2 separate regions of the Homo sapiens genome follow, and region 2 is linked to region 1. A link is an interaction called in ENCODE POLR2A ChIA-PET data of the cell type or tissue named here. Cell type or tissue: PC-9. All regions are shown on one strand. Links, peaks and the distances in the headings refer to the core of each region. The heading gives the core; the rest is flanking DNA. Region 1 overlaps JARID2 (jumonji and AT-rich interaction domain containing 2). Region 2 overlaps JARID2 (jumonji and AT-rich interaction domain containing 2).

Evidence for each region. Peaks named below come from ENCODE experiments on the same cell type or tissue, not always from the same donor. Only the 100,000 strongest peaks of a DNase experiment are listed, where the experiment ranks them.
Region 2: POLR2A ChIA-PET joins it to region 1 with 7 read pairs; 3 of 35 experiments call an interaction of 5 or more read pairs at or near these places.

The regions. Positions count from the first base shown.
Region 1 is chr6:15,279,259-15,282,174 of GRCh38, forward strand. The region is part of intron 1 of JARID2 (jumonji and AT-rich interaction domain containing 2); the gene reads left to right. Among named protein-coding and RNA genes, the nearest start is that of JARID2-AS1, 32 kb to the left of the region's middle. RefSeq lists an enhancer at 1,315-2,295. In PC-9, for the core only: no CTCF peak of the experiment used is centred there; no DNase peak of the experiment used is centred there; H3K27ac peaks cover 914 bases.
Region 2 is chr6:15,472,775-15,475,690 of GRCh38, forward strand. The region is part of intron 5 of JARID2 (jumonji and AT-rich interaction domain containing 2); the gene reads left to right. Among named protein-coding and RNA genes, the nearest start is that of DTNBP1-AS1, 72 kb to the right of the region's middle. RefSeq lists an enhancer at 663-1,862. In PC-9, for the core only: no CTCF peak of the experiment used is centred there; a DNase peak (open chromatin) is centred at 1,637; H3K27ac peaks cover 567 bases.

The DNA of each region.
Region 1 (2,916 bases), core at 331-2,830:
GAAGGTTGTGTGTATTTTCAACATTAGTGAAATACTGTTTTCTGAAATGGTTGGAGCACGTCACTCCTATCTGCAATGTCTGTGTCCCAGGTGATATGTATGCCCACTAGTTTGATTTTGTTGGCGGTGGGTAAGTTTTGTGAGCCTGACTTTTCATATGTGTATGGATTTACATGTTTAGCCCCATGGCACGGCTTACTGCTTAGTTCCAGTGATTCCCTGGCCTCTGGGGTCGTGGAAGTATGTGCCCAGGTGTATTACTCTTTATCTCCCTTCTTGCTAATTTATAAAAGCCTTTACTTCCATAAGTACTTGCCTGATTAACACCACTTGCATTAAAATCTTACTGTCACTTCCCTTAGCTTTCCCAGCACAACTTTCTTGTACTTCATTCATGTACACCATTATTAATTTGTACTTGTGTTAATTTGTCAGAGTTGATGAGGCACTACCCTCTAATCTCCCTACTGTTGTCATAGTTTTCTTTCTTTGAAAAACAGTTACTTTCCTGCTCAGGTTCTCATTAGCCCCTATCGTCTATGGGATAAAATCTAAACTCTTAAGCATTACCTAAGACCCTTCATTAAATCAGTCTCCTGGCACTTAGGAGGCAATCAGTAAGTATTGGTTGTTATCCTAATTTTGCATTCCATATTAACTTGCAGATCATCTGGATGAATTTGATTAAATCCCCTTCCCTCACTGACTTTATATTTCGGGAAATTTCATGTCTAGGGAAGTTGAAGGAATAGCATGAACATCTGGGGCACTTACCACCTAGACTGAAAAATTAACACCTGGTCGTATGTATGTATATTACCCATTGTCTACTTTCTTCTGTCAAATCCGTGACTTTGGAAATTTTGAAATAGTGCTCTTGGTTATCCATTAAAAAAGGGTAAAATAAACATGCTGTTGCTCCTGCTGCAGCACTTCAGTAGTAATAAAAAAAAACTTCAGTGACTTGGGTTTTTTTCTGCCAAAGTAAATGTTGGCTCTCTTTCAGATGTAGTAATGTTGCTTCTCTAAATTCGTTCGAGTTAAACTAAAGCAGGGCCAAGTTGAGAAATTAGTTTCTCGGTTTTTTCCCTTCCAATTTAGAAAAAAATTAAGTTTTGGATATTCTTGTTCCTGTAATTTTCTTCCGTGTTCCTTCCTCCTCCTGCATTAAAAAAGATCATAAAGATTCAGCTAAGATGTCAGTGAAAGGAACAAAGATCCAGCCTTTTACATTCTTTATGTGGAGTTATTGTTGGTAGTAATCTTAAAATAGGGTGTTTGAATCCATGTTGAGGCAGTTAATTCAGTAGTACAGTTTCTTGTTAACCACAAAATGCTAAGTAAAGGTAAAGCCTTATCCCCACACCCTGCTTTTTTTTTTTTTTTTTGAGATGGAGTCTCGCTCTGTTGCCCAGGCTGGAGTGCAGCGATGTGATCTAGGCTCACTGCAGCCTCTGCCTCCTGAGTTCAAGCAGTTCTCCTGCCTCAACCTCCCGAATAGCTGGGATTACAAGAATGAGCCACCACCCCTGGCTAATTTTTGTATTTTCATTACAGATGGGGTTTCACCATGTTGGCCAGGCTGGTCTTGAATTCCTGACCTCAGGTTATCCTCCTGCCTTGACCTCCCAAAGTGCTGGAATTACAGGCATGAGCCACCGTGCCTGGCCAGCCCCTTAACATGTGATTTTTGCCTTTTTGTGATTTTTGTCTTATGCTGCAAAATACGCTTGCGTTATTACTAGCTAGGAAATCCAAGCAGGTATCACACCGTGCCGTCATATGAGTGATAACTGGGAGTTTTCATGCATTAGCTGGTATTTGACAGGTTTGCAGGTATGTTAGAAAGTTTCAGTGTGTCAGTGTTTGGTGTGTATAAGCGTGGGAGAGCCCAATACGCATGTGAGATGCAGCTTCCAGTCAGTGCGCATATACCACTTGGAGGGCATGCTGGTTGCAACCCTTTTATTCTAATAAGGAACTGGTTTGGCTAGGTGAACTACGAAGTCATTTTGGATTTGACCCACACTGGCTGTGTCTCACTCTTTACTGCAGTTTAATTCATGTGATGCTATTAAGATAATAACTTTGTCCAAGAGCAAAAGAACGTGAATACATTGTGGTATGTGTGAATTCACAAACAACATTCAAGATCAGTTTCAGAAATGTTCAGAGCAAAATCTGAAGTCCCCTTATCTCCTATTGTACTGCCTTCCTCAAAAGTAAGCCATCAGTGGTTTGCACATCCTTCTAGCCTTTCTGTGTATTTACCTGCATACATGCATGTTTATGTAAACATACAGATGGGTTCCCCGCGTGGGGGGCCCCCCACTTCACTTGGGGCCTATTTATATAAATGGAATGTAAGGTTATGGCCTGTGATTTAGCTTTTTCTCACGTAACAATATCTCAAAGATCTTTCCATGCCATTCTATTTCATGCTGCAAGTAGCTGATAGGACTAGTGTACTGTAGTTTATTTAGCCACTTCCTTCTGATGACTTTCTTCCTAGAAGAGTCCTTGGCATTTAGGAGGCACTCAGTAGACCTTTAGGTTGTTCATGCTGTTTTGTTTGCTTTAAAACATTTCTGTCCATACACCTTTCAAACATATGGTAATATTAGCATATGATTGAATTGGAAGTGCAGGGTCCAGGGTATGTGCTCTGTGTGTGTGTGTGTGTGTGTGTGTGTGTGTGTGTGTGTGTTTGAGACAGAGTCTTGCTCAGTTGCCAAGGCTGGAGTGCAGTGGCATGATCTCAGCGAACTGTAACCTTTGCCTCCCGAGTTCAGACCATTCTTGTGTGGTAGCTGGGACTACAGGTGTGCAGTGCACCATCATGCTCGACCAATTTCTGTATTTTAAGTAGAGACCAGGTTTCACCATGTTGCCCAGGCTGGTCTTGAACTCCTGGTC
Region 2 (2,916 bases), core at 264-2,763, 190 kb after region 1:
AGTCTGTGTTAGGCCTGCCCGTTCCTGAGCAGGCACTCACTTCCTGGGCATGTCCCTCTGCAATTTAATTCATTGCTCTTCAGCAGCGTCATAGGGAAGTTTGAATCTTATTTAGTCTGAGGTTTTCTTTCTATTGCTATGCCTGGGCATTTTTTAGATCTTAACCTGGTCAGAAAAATTCCATTTCCTGTGCAAGTCAAAGAGACAAGCACGAAACCAACTCCACTAGAATTTTTCCTACAGAATTTGTGAGTTTTTAGCAAATGTGAATACCCGTGTTAGGAAAGATTTCATATTTACATGTTCCCGAAATTGCTGTATTTGTGGAGGATTTGGAGAGAGCTCAAACTCATTTTATTGTGATAAGTGCTGAAACATAATCATAGAATCTTTGCCATGTTAACAGTGGTGAATGATATTAACCATTTATGGAGTTACCTTTTCTCTCCTAAATCAAATAAGATTAACTTCTGTATAAATGAGAAAAATGTAAGCCCCTGTGCTGACGTAAGCGCTCTGAAAGATAGCACAGATGAACACGGCAATAGGATCTACCCACAAGGAGCTAATGGGAGATGATGTCTCCTGGCACATCTGTCAGAAACGTCAGAAGACATTCAGGTCTTTACGTGTGTTTCTCCTGATGAAACAGGTTTCAGTGTCTCATTCATCTTTGTCATTCCCTGTCACTTGGTGATGCTACCTGGGTGACTTGTCTCCCTTGTCTTCTGATGTGCGTGCCCCCCCCCCCCCCCCGCTTTGTGTCCTGCCACCCACCTCACACCCATATACCAAGGTCCTTAAGAGGGGGGTGGTGTGATCGTTGGGGCTCCATTAAGACATTTTGTAGTTTTTGTGTATATTTATGGGTTTTATGTATTTGTTGTCCCTTTGTAGGCATCCGAGTACCAAGTCTTTTGTGAAGTCATATGAAAAGAAAAAATCCCCACAAGCCACTACCTGGGATATAGGTCTCTGCAGAGTCCTTCCTGCTGTTGCCACATGGCTTGAATGGCCTTGGAAGCCAAAGAGTAACAATCCACAGGATGTCAGTGCTTCCTTATGACGCCAGTGGAGGGAATGGAATAAAGCCAGCTTAGTAATATACAGGCCACTTGGAATGCTCCTCCGATTTCAAATGACCCGGGGGAACATGGTGGTTTCGTGAAACCAAAGTCAGCTTTGAAGAAAGCTAATGTCAGCCTCAGGTTCAGGCAGTACTGTAGAAGAACACTGAGCTCTCAGTAGCTGGCTAGCTGTGCTGCCTTCCCCAGTCTATTTCACATCCGCTTTTATATCAAGGCAGATGACAAGGAAACAAACTGACGTCAGTTTATTAAAGGAAACACTTGTGATATTGGGAGTAATCCCTCAGGCAAGAGGTGCTAATTGAACCTAAGAGTATTTCTGAAGTTACTATTTTCAACAGTAGAGAAGGAAATTATTGATCATCTCATCCAAAATTGATAAAAACCTAAGTGTAGCAGTCTTTCAAAATTAAATATTCTCAGCTGTGGAATATTCTCATGCCCAACATTGCTACTTCCTCAACCATTTCTAGATGATTAAAATTACACTGTAATGCCATGTTGCTCAATATGCATATTTGTTGTCATTTTTGTCTGTTCATTTCTTAGGAATGTCTTTGCCACCATCGAACAGTCATCAGGAACTTAGTTGCATGCCTTTTTTTTTTTTTTTTTAGCTACTCGTTAGCTTGTGTGTTCTTGGGCAAGGTATTTACTTAGCTTCTCTGATTCTTAATTTCTACTTCTGTGAAATCAGCATGATAGAGTAGATTAGCATTAATTTGTCCAGTCATTGATTCATTTATATCCCAGCATAAGGAAACAATGAGGCTGTATCATGGGCAGCAGTAGAGCCATTCAGATCTCTAATGGTGGATGCCAGCCATTGTTATATGTTCAAGGAAAATGACATTTCCAAGATCACTATTCAGCTGGGTGAAGGTTCCCAACTAAAATTTTGTCCCTGTAATCCATTCTTCTTTCCCTGAGATAATAGTGACTTGTCCAGATTAAAACTTTTATATCCCACCGTGTCTTCAACCCCATTTACATTGCTATCTATACTTTGTTTTCTTCATTCTTTTATAACCCTTAGGAAAACTGGTGTACTGTTGCATCCTCCAAGCAAAGGCTGAGTTGCTGAAAGTCAGTAATAATCCCGGTTGACACCAGTCGTTTACACAAGAATCCTCCAAGTGGTCAGACTGCTGGGATCACCTAGAGCTTTGTTTTCATGTGTAATAAATACAGATCAAATGTTGGCAACAGTTCCCATGGCAGCTAAAAGTTCTTTCCTGCAAAATTTCACTGAGGTCCATTTCTCTGTAAGTTTAGAGCGGAATTCCTAGAAATTTCTTATAATGGGATTTCATTATGAGTATCCATCAGTCATCAAAGGGAGTATTTATTTAAATGTGACATAATATAAAATGAAACAGATCTTCCTATAGAGGGTTCCTTGCAATAAAAAGGCAATCAGGCACCAGTGCCTTGCAAATCTAATGAAGCTTGGAGCTCTGCAGGTGCAGGTGCTGTCAGAAAAGAGGTTAGCAATTTTCTGAACCTGAAGAAGGCCTCTTCTGAACTGCAGACAGAGGAAAGAGTCCTGGAGAGCACCACATCTCAGGCCACATCAGGTGCTGTGGAACTGCCAGGGAGGCCCAGGTCCTCGCTTCGCCGTGCAACTAGCATTTTCTCTTGCATAATCGCCTACCACCTGTTCTTCAACATAAACCCACTAGCCCCACATTGTGCCATGAGACAAGGCACCTGAGCCAGGCCGTGCTGCACCTGCGACCTCAGGAAGCTGTGATGCTCTGCCCTTACCCCTGTTCCCTGATTTTGGAGTGCCTTGGTGAATAGAAGCAAAACACGAGCTGTGCTTTTA